Regions from separate parts of the Homo sapiens genome. Here region 2 is linked to region 1. The links are chromatin contacts, found by Hi-C or POLR2A ChIA-PET in ENCODE. All regions are on one chromosome and are shown on one strand. Each heading gives the region's core, a stretch centred on a gene start or an enhancer-like site at or near the end of the contact. The rest is flanking DNA. Distances are from core to core; before and after follow the strand shown.

Region 1 (5,409 bases), core at 746-3,245:
TCACAGCCTCCCAGATGCCAGCTCCCAGAATGTCCACACCCCACGGGGACGTACTAATGACCTCAGCAGCCACAACCCAGGGGGAGGACATGGGAATCCTTCCAGCAGAGCCCCTTCACCCCTAAGGCCCTGCCTGCTGCTGTCATTCTGTGGGTCTAGAGAGGAGGGACAGAGGCCGCCCCACAATGGTATTGTCTGTTCTTTGGTGTCAGGAACCTCACCTCTGAGGCAGCTCTAGATTCCAGCCAGTCCTACCAGGTGTCCCACCACTGATCTGTTCCAAATATGAAATCTCCCTAGGCAGGGCCTCAACGGCATCAACCAAACTATTTCTTTGGCCCCATGCTGTCCCTTCCTAGCTCTGGTCACCCCATAGCCACTTGGGCTCCCTTTGCCTGTGCACTCCCTCGGTTTAGTTCAAAGACACCGTTTTCCTCCTGGGAAAGGCTTGTGCCTGTGCTGGCCACAGAGGCAGCTCCTGTCCCTTTCAGGTCTGACTTGGGACACAGAAACAGCTCCAGGTCATAGGGCAGAGGCAGTCTGGACCAAGATTACCTTAGATCCTCTTCATCAGGAATCCTTTCCCTTCTCTTCCCAGAAAGTCTGGAAGCCAGGAGCCAAAGGTTAGGATGGCAGGCTTCGGCCAGAGGTGATGCCTAGGAAGGGCCTAGAAGAACAGGGAGCATGTGATCTCAGGAAGATAAAGCATTTGTCTTCATGCACAGGGACACTGCTATGCTTGGTGGGTATTTTCCCTGCCCACGGACATCCCAGGTCCAGGTGGCCCCCGCACACCTTTTTGCCCCATCTGCAGCCATCACTGCCAACTGGGCCTGGCCCTGGGCCCTGTGAAAGCCTGTGCATCTTCCGCCTCTTAATTCCCACCACATGGGTCCTTGATTGCAGGCCATAGAGACTTGCCCCTTGCCTCCCCCAGCCCTTCTGTTAGTAGCTCCTAGAGAGCATGGCTGGCTGGTCTCCCTCCTGGAGCCCCTGCATCCTGTCACAGCCTGGCTCCCAGAGATGCCCCAGCCATGCCTGATGGGGACAGTAGTGAAGGCAAGAAACTGCAAAATGAAAACAGACTGGCCCAGAGACAGCAGAGGTCCCATAGAGCACACCGTCCTGGGTGGGGATGGACGACCTCTGCACCGCAGTCACTCTCTGACAAGGCACGCTTTCCAGTTCCGCTGAACCCCGAAGGCTGTGCCTTTTAGTCTCCACCTGCCTCCTCCAGTGCCAGCCGAATGCTGACCACCTTTGTGCCCCCACAGCTGCCTGCTCTCCAGATAAGCCAGCAGCCTGGCTTTTGTCTTCCCTCTATTTTCTTTGTAGTCCTCCCACTCCTGGCAGCTCTGGGAACCCTATTAAGATAATGTAATGGCATTAGCAGTGGTAGCAGGAAGAGTGTGTCTCAAACCATCGGGTTACAAGAAGTCCAGGTAGAGGCTGCTGGGAAAGCATTATCCTGATTGGGAGCCTTTCTGGAGGCCACAGACCTCAGGCCAAGGCCCCACAGCCCTTTTCTTTGATTCTGGGAATGAGCTCATGAGGACTCACATGACTTTCCCGACGATGAGCTCTCCAGGCTGAAAGGAGGCATGTAGACCGAGGCTTGGGTGCATATGTCCTTGGCTGTCCCTGATGCAGAGAGATGGAACGAGATGGCAGACAAGGGGACCAGGGCCAGAGGGGAGCATGTTGGATTTGTAGTCGGAGAGTTCTGAAATTGGCACCACTAGTCAGTCACCAAACGCGCAGTGAGCCTCCTCTCTATCTACATTCAGTGTTGTGTGTTGTGCAGAGTACGAAAGAGCATCCCACAGGTTCTCATCAAAGCAGGTACCAGAACTCCATGCCACGTGCAGGGAGGAGTGCTGGGAGGAGGAGGGCTGGGAGGAAGAGGGCTGGGAGGAAGGGGCACCCTGGCTCTGGGCTTGGCCTTCTGGGAGGGCCCTAAGGATAGAGCATCAGTGTCCAAGCACAAGACATGCACACACGGGGAAGGAGCCAGGGTTTACAGGGCATCCACCCTGTAATGTGGTGGGCTGTGCACTGGGGGACCGGCAGTCCAGTTCATACCTGCAGGTGTTCAAAGATGCAGAGTTGCCCAGAGTGTGGGGCAGCGTACCATGGGGGGCAGGCAGGAAGCTGGCAGAGGAGATGGCAGTGAGCTTGTGAAGAGCCCAGAAAGCCATGCTAAGGGGTAAGTGAGCACACAGGCCATTGGACAAGGGGGCCTTGGGAAGTTTTAAGTGGAACTGCCAGACCTCCATTCCTACAGAGAAGTAACTAAGAGCTCAGCTCTTGAGATTCCAGCTAGAACATATTCCAGCTAAACTCACGCTGCTTCCACAGGCAGATTGAATATGTGAAGCAGCAAGGAAGCCAGCCAGCCAAACAGACTCCAGAAGGAGATTTGGCAGAAGCCCATTACCCAGATGCATACACTCATGGAGCACTAGAGGCCCCAAGGATGCAGCCCAACCCGCATTTTAGAGATCAGGAAACTAAGGCCCAGACCAGGGAAGGGAACTGATCTAGTTCTTGGAGTGTGCCCGGCACCACCTCCAGCTCCAATGCACGTCACAGTATCCACAGGAAAGGTCAGTGTAAAGAAGGAGGCTGTGTGGCCCTAGAACACCATTCCCTCTTTGGTCCTTTCTTTCCTTATCTTGGAAGTAATTAGATCAGTGTTTTCAAGGTCCTGAGAAGTGTACTGCTAATAGTGTCACTTACTGGGCCCACTGACTCAGACCATGAATCAGAATGTGGTAAAGTATGCCTGGTAAACTAGATGATCCTCTGAAGTTTTTTCCAGCACTGGCTTATCATGAGCTTTGCCTACTCTTCCCACCCCTTGCCCCCATTCCCACAAATGTCTCCATTAGGGAAAGCTCCTGCCTAGGGCTGAGTTCCTCCCATTGGCATACCCCAGTCTTCTGGCCACAGAGGCAGAAAGCTGGCTACCGGTGCCCTCTCTTGATTGTTCTGGTCTGCCCTTTCTGCAGCAGTCCTCTTAGGCCTCAGGTTGGGAATCCCTGCTGTGAAAATCCATCCTTTCTCATCCCCAGAATAGCTTACAAACAAACCACAGCCAGGTAGCCCCCCAGGTTCCTTTGCCCCCACCAGCTGTATACCTTTGGGAAGCTCTTAACTTCTTTGAGCCTCCTTTCTGCCTGTGTCCAAGTGAGGAAATTACACCAAGTGTGTTGAATCTAGCTCACGCAAACCCAGATTCTCTCCATCTGCCCTGGACAATGGGAAGTGATGTCTGGTCCTAGGTTTAGCTCTGCACAGAGAGGTTAAATAACTTGCCTAAAGCCACCCAGCAAGTTGGTGGTGGGTCTGAAGCTACAACAGGGACTCCCAGACTCCTGGAGGGGCCCTACCTCTATACCATATGCCTCTGAATAATGAATTCCCAGGGTCAATGAAGTCATGTATTTACCTGCCCATAGCAGATGTTCAATAAAAGGATATCGTAGGCACCTTCTCAGCACTTCTTACATCCTTGGACCAATTGCCACAAAAATGGGACTTCTTTTAGATACACTAATGAGAAGTTTGGGAGGCATTTGAAGATTTACCACTTATATTGTCCATTGTTTGAGAGTGACCCTAAGGGTCAGTGCTACTAATTATGTGTAATAGTGACTTAAAAAAAACCTACCTGGCCAGGGGCGGTGGCTCACACCTGTAATCCCAGCGCTTTGGGAGGCTGGGGTGGGCAGATCACGAGGTCAGGAGATCGAGACCATCCTGGCTAATATGGTGAAACCCTGTCTCTATTAAAAATACAAAAAAAATTAGCCAGGCGTAGTGGTGGGCACCTGTAGTCCCAGCTACTCAGGAGGCTGAGGCAGGAGAATTGTGTGAACCCGGGATGCGGAGCTTGCAGTGAGCCAAGATCGCACCACTGCACTCCAGCCTGGGTGACAGAGCGAGACTCCGTCTCAAAAAAAAAAAAAAAAAAAAAAAAAAAAAACCTACCTTGTCCGGGCACAGTGGCTCACGCCTGTAATCCTAACACTTTGGGAGGCCGAGGTGGGCAGATCACAAGGTCAGGAGTTCAAGACCAGCCTGACCAACATGGTGAAGGCCCGTTTCTACTTAAAAAAATACAAAAATTAGCCGGGCGTGGTGGTGCATGCCTGTAATCCCAGCTACTCGAGAGGCTGAGGCAGGAGAATCACTTGAACCTGGGAAGCGGAGGTTACAGTGAGCCGAGATCATGCCACTGTACTCCAGCCTGGGCAACAGAGTGAGACTCTGTCTCAAAAAAATAAAAATAAAAATAAAAAAACCTACCTCATAGGTTGTGGTGAGGAGTAATGAGATGATGCATTTAAAGCCCTGCTTAGCTGATTCTGAGCTGAGCCCTCTGCCAGGCCTGGTGAGGGAGCCCAGCCGACCACCTAGCATCAGTGTTTCCATCAGAGCCTGGGTGAATTTGTGGAGGCCCAAGACATATCCCTCAGGACTGGGAAGTTGCATCACTCCAGGGGTACAGGCACCCGACACTTCCATTTTCACAGTCACAGTGCTGTGGTGAGAAAAGAGGCCTTGACTCCCGGGCCTGCCATGACCCTCTGGGTGAGTTTGGCAAGTTCCCCAGCTGGGTCTGTTTGCCCACCTACATAGTGGAGGCTTTGCCTAGACCGGTGGTTCTCAGTGTGGGGTCCACGGACCACCACCACCACCAGCATGTGGCAACTGGTTAGAAATGCAAATCCTTTGTCCCTCTCCCCTATCCCAGACCTACTGATCAGACTCTCTGGGAGTAGGGCCCAGCACTGTTTTATTGAGTCCTGATTATGGTTCGAATGCATCCTTAAGTTTGAGACCCACTGGCCTAAATGGTCTCTGAAGTCCCTTCCTCCTCAAAAATCCAATCATCTAGGTGAAATCTGGGTTACAGAGACCACAGCATGCTGGTAGGGGGTGGGATATCACAGCAGAGTACTATGTAGCCTAGGGGTGGCTGGTGGGTTTGAAAAAAGGCAGGAGCAGTGGGATGTGGAGGGGAAGAGGGTGACCCCACTTCCCTTCTCCTCACTCCCAGGGGCTCTCCAGCCTTCCTGTGAGCACAGGTGGGAGGACTGGATCTGTCCTCTCTGATCCTCCTCTCACAGTGCCTGCCAGTATTCATGGGAATGTCCTTTTCTCTCCTGCTCTGCCCCTGGAGAACCATTTTGAAAATGAGAGCTGGTGAGACCTCTAGTGGCCAGGAGACACCAGGAGCCTAGGACCTGCACCTGCTGTCCTAGGATTACGTTAAACAGGGTTTAAATCTGGCCATCTTAGGGAGGACACCTGGACTCCACATCTGTTCTAACCTCAAAGCAGAGCCTGAAATTATAGGCAGATGCTCCACCCAAGCCACACCTGCAGGGAGGAAGTAGGAGA
Region 2 (5,409 bases), core at 1,069-3,568, 150 kb before region 1:
ATCCTGTCTCTCAATGCTCAGACCCCTCTCTCTGTCTGAGGCCACATTGCACAAACACCATGCTTATGAGCCATGGGCTCTGATATAGTTTGGCTGTGTCCCCACCCAAATCTCATCTTGAATTGTAACTCCCATAATTCCCAGATTCTGTGGGAGGGACCCAGTGGGAGATAATTGAATCATGGGGCTGGATTCCCCCATACCGTTCTCATGGTAGCAAGTGAGTTCTCACGAGAGCCAATGGTTTTATAAGGGGCTTTTCCTCCTCTTCACTCTGCATTCTCCTTGCTGCCACTATGTGAAGAAGGATGTGTTGCTTCCCCCTCCACCATGATTTTAAGTTTCCTGAAGCCTCCCCAGCCATGCAGAACTGTGAGTCAATTAAACCTCTCTCCTTTATAAATTACCCAGTCTCGGGTATGTCTTTATTATCAGTATGAGAATAGACTAATACAGGCTCCCTGGCCCAGTCACACTGTCCATTATGTCCTTTGGTCCCAGTGAGTCTCCCTGTCCAAGCTTGTGAATGACACAGGCCACTCTGACTTCCAAAATGAAGATGGACTGAAGTCTTGCAGAGAAACAGTGTGGAGGTGTATGCTGTGCTATTGTTGCAGGGGGATATTTATTTTAACCATTTGTTAAGTGTGTAATTCATTGAGTACATTCACACTGTTGTGCAATCATCACCACCATCCATCCTAGAACTTTTACATCTTTTCAAACGAAGCTCTGTCCCCATTAAACAATAACTCCTCATTCTCCTCTCCCTGCCCAGCCCCTGGCAACCACCATTCTACTTCCTGTCTTTTTTTTTTTTTTTTTTTTTTGAGACGGGGTCTTGCCCTGTTGCCCAGGCTGGAGTACAGTGGCACCATCTCGACTCACTGCAAGCTCTGCCTCCCGGGTTCACGCCATTCTCCTGCCTCAGCCTCCCGAGTAGCTGGTACTACAGGCACCGGCCCCCACACCCGACTAAAGTTTTGTGTGTGTGTATTTTTAGTAGAGACGGGGTTTCACCGTGTTAGCCAGGATGGTCTCGATCTCCTGACCTCGTGATCTGCCCACCTTGGCCTCCCAAAGTGCTAGGATTACAAGCATGAGCCACCATGCCCGGCCTTCTACTTCTTGTCTTTATGGATTTGACTTCTCTAGGTACCTCATATAAGTGGAATCATACAGTATTTGTCTTTTTGTGACTGGCTTATTTCACTTAGCATAATGGCCTGGAGGTTCATCCATGCTGTAGCCTGTATCCGAATTTCCTTCCACTTTAAGGCTAAATAAAATTCTGCTGTATGTATTTACCACATTTGTTTATCCATTCTTCTCCCAATAGACGTTTGACTTCCCTCCGTCTTTTGGCTATTGTGAACAATGCTGATGAACGTGGATGTACAGATATCTGCCCCATTCCCTTGCAGGAGGATTGAGCTTTTTAAAAACAAAGTGCTTCCAGCTTTCAAATGATCAGAGCTGATCTGCCGGCCCTCACTGCTAAGGCTCCACAAGGAGCAGATTGCCAGCTTGCCACTGCTTGTGTGCTAAGACCCTCCTCCCTTGAGCAGAGCTGCACAGTATCCTCTGCCAGGGACACAGATCAAAGCTGGCCTCTCGCACCCACCCCTTTTCCCCATTCCGAGCTAGGCTGCTCAGTCTGCGCTTCAGCCAGTGTCAAGGCCTCTTTGCCTTCACTTCTTATCCTGAAGTGCATCAGTCATGTCGAATTTGTCCCTCGCTGAGGTAGCAAATGCTTTGTGCCCTTGCTTGGTAAGTTATTTCCCCACCTTCGAAAATGTATTTAGCCACGATTGTAAAAGCCAACTAAAATCACTCATTAACAGTCTCCCCTCCTGTCCAAGGAGCTCCCCACTTCCTGACTCCCTCCAAAAATCCACGTATGCATCAGCAGAACTAAAGGGCATCCTGTCTTGAAGCATCACTGCCTCTGGGCGTTAATTGCCCAGACTCACATTGCAACACTTTACAGTGATGACACACTCAGGCGAAATGCAGGAGAATTCACAGTTCAGGTTAGCGTTGTCATTAACTCAAGTCTTTGGTGTCAACTCCCTCCCGCCCCGAACGTTCCTGCCTGGCCTTACAGTCAACCTCCCCGATGCATTTTCTGGCCTTTGTTGGTTTGTGTCAGCTCTTGAACATTATTTAAATGTAGTTTGGGGTCCATGAATGCAATTACCATTGTGTTATTATTCAGAGCCAGATTGTTAAGATGCAGGCAGCTGTACAAGGAGATGCCCTGTGCTGTGAGGTCCAATTTAGGAAGGCCTTCCGAGCTGCACGCGCAGGGTTGCTAGGCAACCCCATGCTACAGAAGTGGAGGCCTCACTCCGGAGTGGGAAGAAGCCAGGGCGCCTTCAGGGAATTGGAGGCAGTGGTCAATCTGAGACTGGCACAGCGCCGGGGAGGGAGAGGGAGGCAGCGTGGGCCGAGCCCACGGGCCTGGAGGGGTGGAATCCTGCGAGGAGCGAGGGGCACCCACCCAACTAGCATGCAGTGTGCCTGGGGAGGGGAGAGTGCTGCTGGGAGTGAGAACACAGAGAAGGTGCAGAAGCCTGAGGTCGGCCGGGAAACTGCTGAGGATACCCAGAGCAGATGCTAATATGATTCTCCGTCCCTTTCTTCTCTTTGCAGGAAATGAGCAGATTTGCAGAAAAACTGGTGTCCTGAAATTTAAAACTAAGGCATCGGTGCTTGTGAGTATGAATTTTGCTTTTTTAGTTCTGTGGCTTAACAATGTTCCTGGGAAGTGGGTGGATTTCCCTGTTAGGGGAAAAGAGCATGACCTGGATGGGATTGGCTTTTGGTTCTTCTTCTGGAAGCTTCCTCCCTTGGGGTGGAGCTGAACCCAGGAATGTAAGGCACTGAATTGGAGGAGGGTGGTTTGAACCCTGGCTCTGCCCTCTAAGTGGAGAATGTTCCCACTGGCTCATGAAAGAGTCACTCCCTTGACTCGATTGCTGTGCGGGAGAGCAGGACTCTAGAAAAAAGAGAGATGTGCATTTTTTTTTTACTTGGGGCCACAAACAGTTTGTACAGTTCTAAGTTTGCTGCTAGGTTGACCCCCTATTCAGAACAGTAAATTCTCATAGAGGCCATTTAACAGTGTGTTAAACTAAGTGCAGTCACAGGAACCAATCCATTAATCAATCTGAGAATGTCATTAATCACCAGGTGCCAGGCAGCACCTGGAAGCTCTGGGAAATCCACGAGAAGCAGCAGGCATTGGCTCTGTTTTGGAGGAGCTTTCAGTCCAGTTCAGGAAGAGAAGACACCTGCATATGAGACAAAGAACTTTATGACCAGGTGTGTGCACCAGCTCTGGCTGGCATGGCCCGGGCAGAAATGCTGGGGATGGGAAATGGTTAGGGAAGACTTCCTGGAGAAGGAGAGGCTTGAACTGGACTGATGGAGGAGGGAGGCCATTCCAGGAAGGAAGGAACAGGGGTGGATGCCTATGTGGAGGATGGTGTAGGCATGGGTCTGAGGGTGGGAGGGGAGAAGATGCTGGTGAGGTTGGACAGGGCCAGGTGCTGGAGGGCTTGGCATGGCTTCAGGAATGGTCCAGATGCAAAGAATCAGGATGGAATAAAGGATTCTTCACCTATGTAAATAAAATTTAGTTTCTGCCTGTTTGTCGGCCACTCCACGATATGAAAATGGCTGCATGAATTTTTCACAAACTTGAGGTTGTATTTGAGATCAGTCTATACACTGAGTAGATTATAGGAAATCTGCATTGGAGATACTCCCTTTGTCTCAGAGAGAGAGAGGGAATGAGAAAGACAGAGAGAGAGAGAGAGAGAGAGAAAATTCTCCACACAGCTGCAGCCAAGGGCCACCAGAGCCCTGTGAGGCCAGTAATGGGGCCACATCTTGAGCTCCTGGCGGACAGTCACCAATACAGCACTCCCAATTGTCCACTTGCCTTTCCCCCAGAGCCACTTCTCACGCAGGGAGCTCTAGGTACTGTGCTCAGGATGAGGGGCAGCTGGGATATATTTATTTAATGATGATTAATTAATATTTGTCCCAAGCAAGCAGGAGAAGGTAGCTAGTTATAAATCTCCATAACAACAGCCAGTATTCACATTGGATGAGCAATTTGCAGCACTCTTGAAGGTACTGCCTCATAGGTGCTTTACAAAGGCTCTATCCAGTATTCCCATTTTGCAGATGAAGAAACTGAGGCTCAGAATCATTCAATATTTGCTCTAGTTTGCTCTGCTAGTAAGTGGTAGAGCTGCCTAAGACGTCCACACTGACTTTCCGCTGCACATAACTGGACATTGCTCAGATTATGCAACAGGTCCTTTTGGCTCAGCCCTTGCCTCCTGCTTATTCATCCTGGGGAAGAAGAGTCATCATTGTGCTGCGCCACGGGGTCCAGTTGTCAGAACTCTGTCTGTTCTGGATGTCCATGTTTTGCTGTTGCTGGCTTTCGTGGGCTGTATTATGTCAGACTGGTGGTCTTCGGCAAGGCAGGAAGGTGGTTATGGTGCTGCCTTCAAGGAGGAAGGCTCACGTGTGCTTCCAACTCCTGGGACAACCCTCTGAAAAGATGCTGGAGGGCTTCATTTTGAGCCACTGGTGACTGACTTAGGTTGGGCTTCCTAGAAGCAGAGCCTGAGTCAGTTTTCAGTGGGATGTGATGTATCCAGGGAGAGCTCTTAGGAAACACTTGTCAAGGAGAGAGGGAAGCAGGGTAAAGAAGCAAGAGCTGAGTGGGAATGTGGTCTCAGGGCAGGTCTCCCTGGGTCTGGTCCACATCAACTGCACTGCAGTGATGTCTGACTTGGAGGCAGGGGGCAGGGCTTGTGTGTCCCCTTATTTGTCAGCAGCTGCCCCCAGAGTGTTGCTGGTGGTGCAGCTTCCAAGGCATCACCTCAACCAAGAGCAAGGACCCGAGAATGTCATGAGTGAAAGCTGTGTACCACACTCAGCAGCTGGGGAGTAGGTACAGAGACCTGGGCAGGGCATCAATTGCTTTTATTCTCATGCGTGTGAGCACCACTCTTGTCAAGACAGCCAAATGTCATTTTCACTGACCTGGCAGTAATTTTCATTGCAGTAAGATTGTATTTTGGGAGTATAGGTATTAAAATAGAAATCAATCCCGAAGTCTGTTTTTTTAACTGAAAATAACATGTGCTTTTTTAACTGGAATTTTATTCTTAACAGACAGTATCGTCTCAAGGCTCTAAATTCAAAAGTACCAGAAGGTATATTGTAAAAAGTCTCCCCTCTACCTCTGGCCTCAAGCAGGCTCCTGTCCTAGAGACAACCAATATTGCCAGAGTTTTGTGTTACTTTCCAATGATAGTCTACAACCAACAAGACTGTGGTTTAGATTCCAAAATTTTGGTGAATCTGATGCAGTATAGAAAG

Evidence for each region. Hi-C counts contacts between places; a loop is a spot of excess contacts on that map. ChIA-PET counts read pairs that join two places held with the same protein, here RNA polymerase II (POLR2A). Pooled maps may share reads with other maps.
Region 2: a loop to region 1 is called in a map of heart left ventricle, with 2.4 times the contacts of the local background. The contact joins two enhancer-like sites. A Hi-C loop is called at or near these places in 2 of 168 maps with a recorded cell type or tissue (MCF 10A and heart left ventricle) and 2 of 50 pooled maps. POLR2A ChIA-PET finds 5 or more read pairs at or near these places in 1 of 52 experiments (SK-N-SH).

The regions. Positions count from the first base shown.
Region 1 is chr18:48,031,002-48,036,410 of GRCh38, reverse strand. The region is part of intron 4 of ZBTB7C (zinc finger and BTB domain containing 7C); the gene reads left to right. Among named protein-coding and RNA genes, the nearest start is that of SMAD2, 100 kb to the right of the region's middle. Within about 2 kb of position 1,995, at least 5 of the 41 ENCODE cell types and tissues checked have a DNase peak (open chromatin) inside an H3K27ac peak, as active enhancers do.
Region 2 is chr18:48,183,242-48,188,650 of GRCh38, reverse strand. It overlaps ZBTB7C (zinc finger and BTB domain containing 7C), which reads left to right. Exons shown (of 5, transcript NM_001318841.2): 3 at 2,656-2,717. It overlaps ZBTB7C-AS1 (ZBTB7C antisense RNA 1), which reads right to left. Exons shown (of 5, transcript XR_001753437.2): 5 at 5,219-5,409. Among named protein-coding and RNA genes, the nearest start is that of ZBTB7C-AS1, 23 kb to the right of the region's middle. RefSeq lists enhancers at 1,912-2,429, 2,430-2,948. Within about 2 kb of position 2,318, at least 3 of the 41 ENCODE cell types and tissues checked have a DNase peak (open chromatin) inside an H3K27ac peak, as active enhancers do.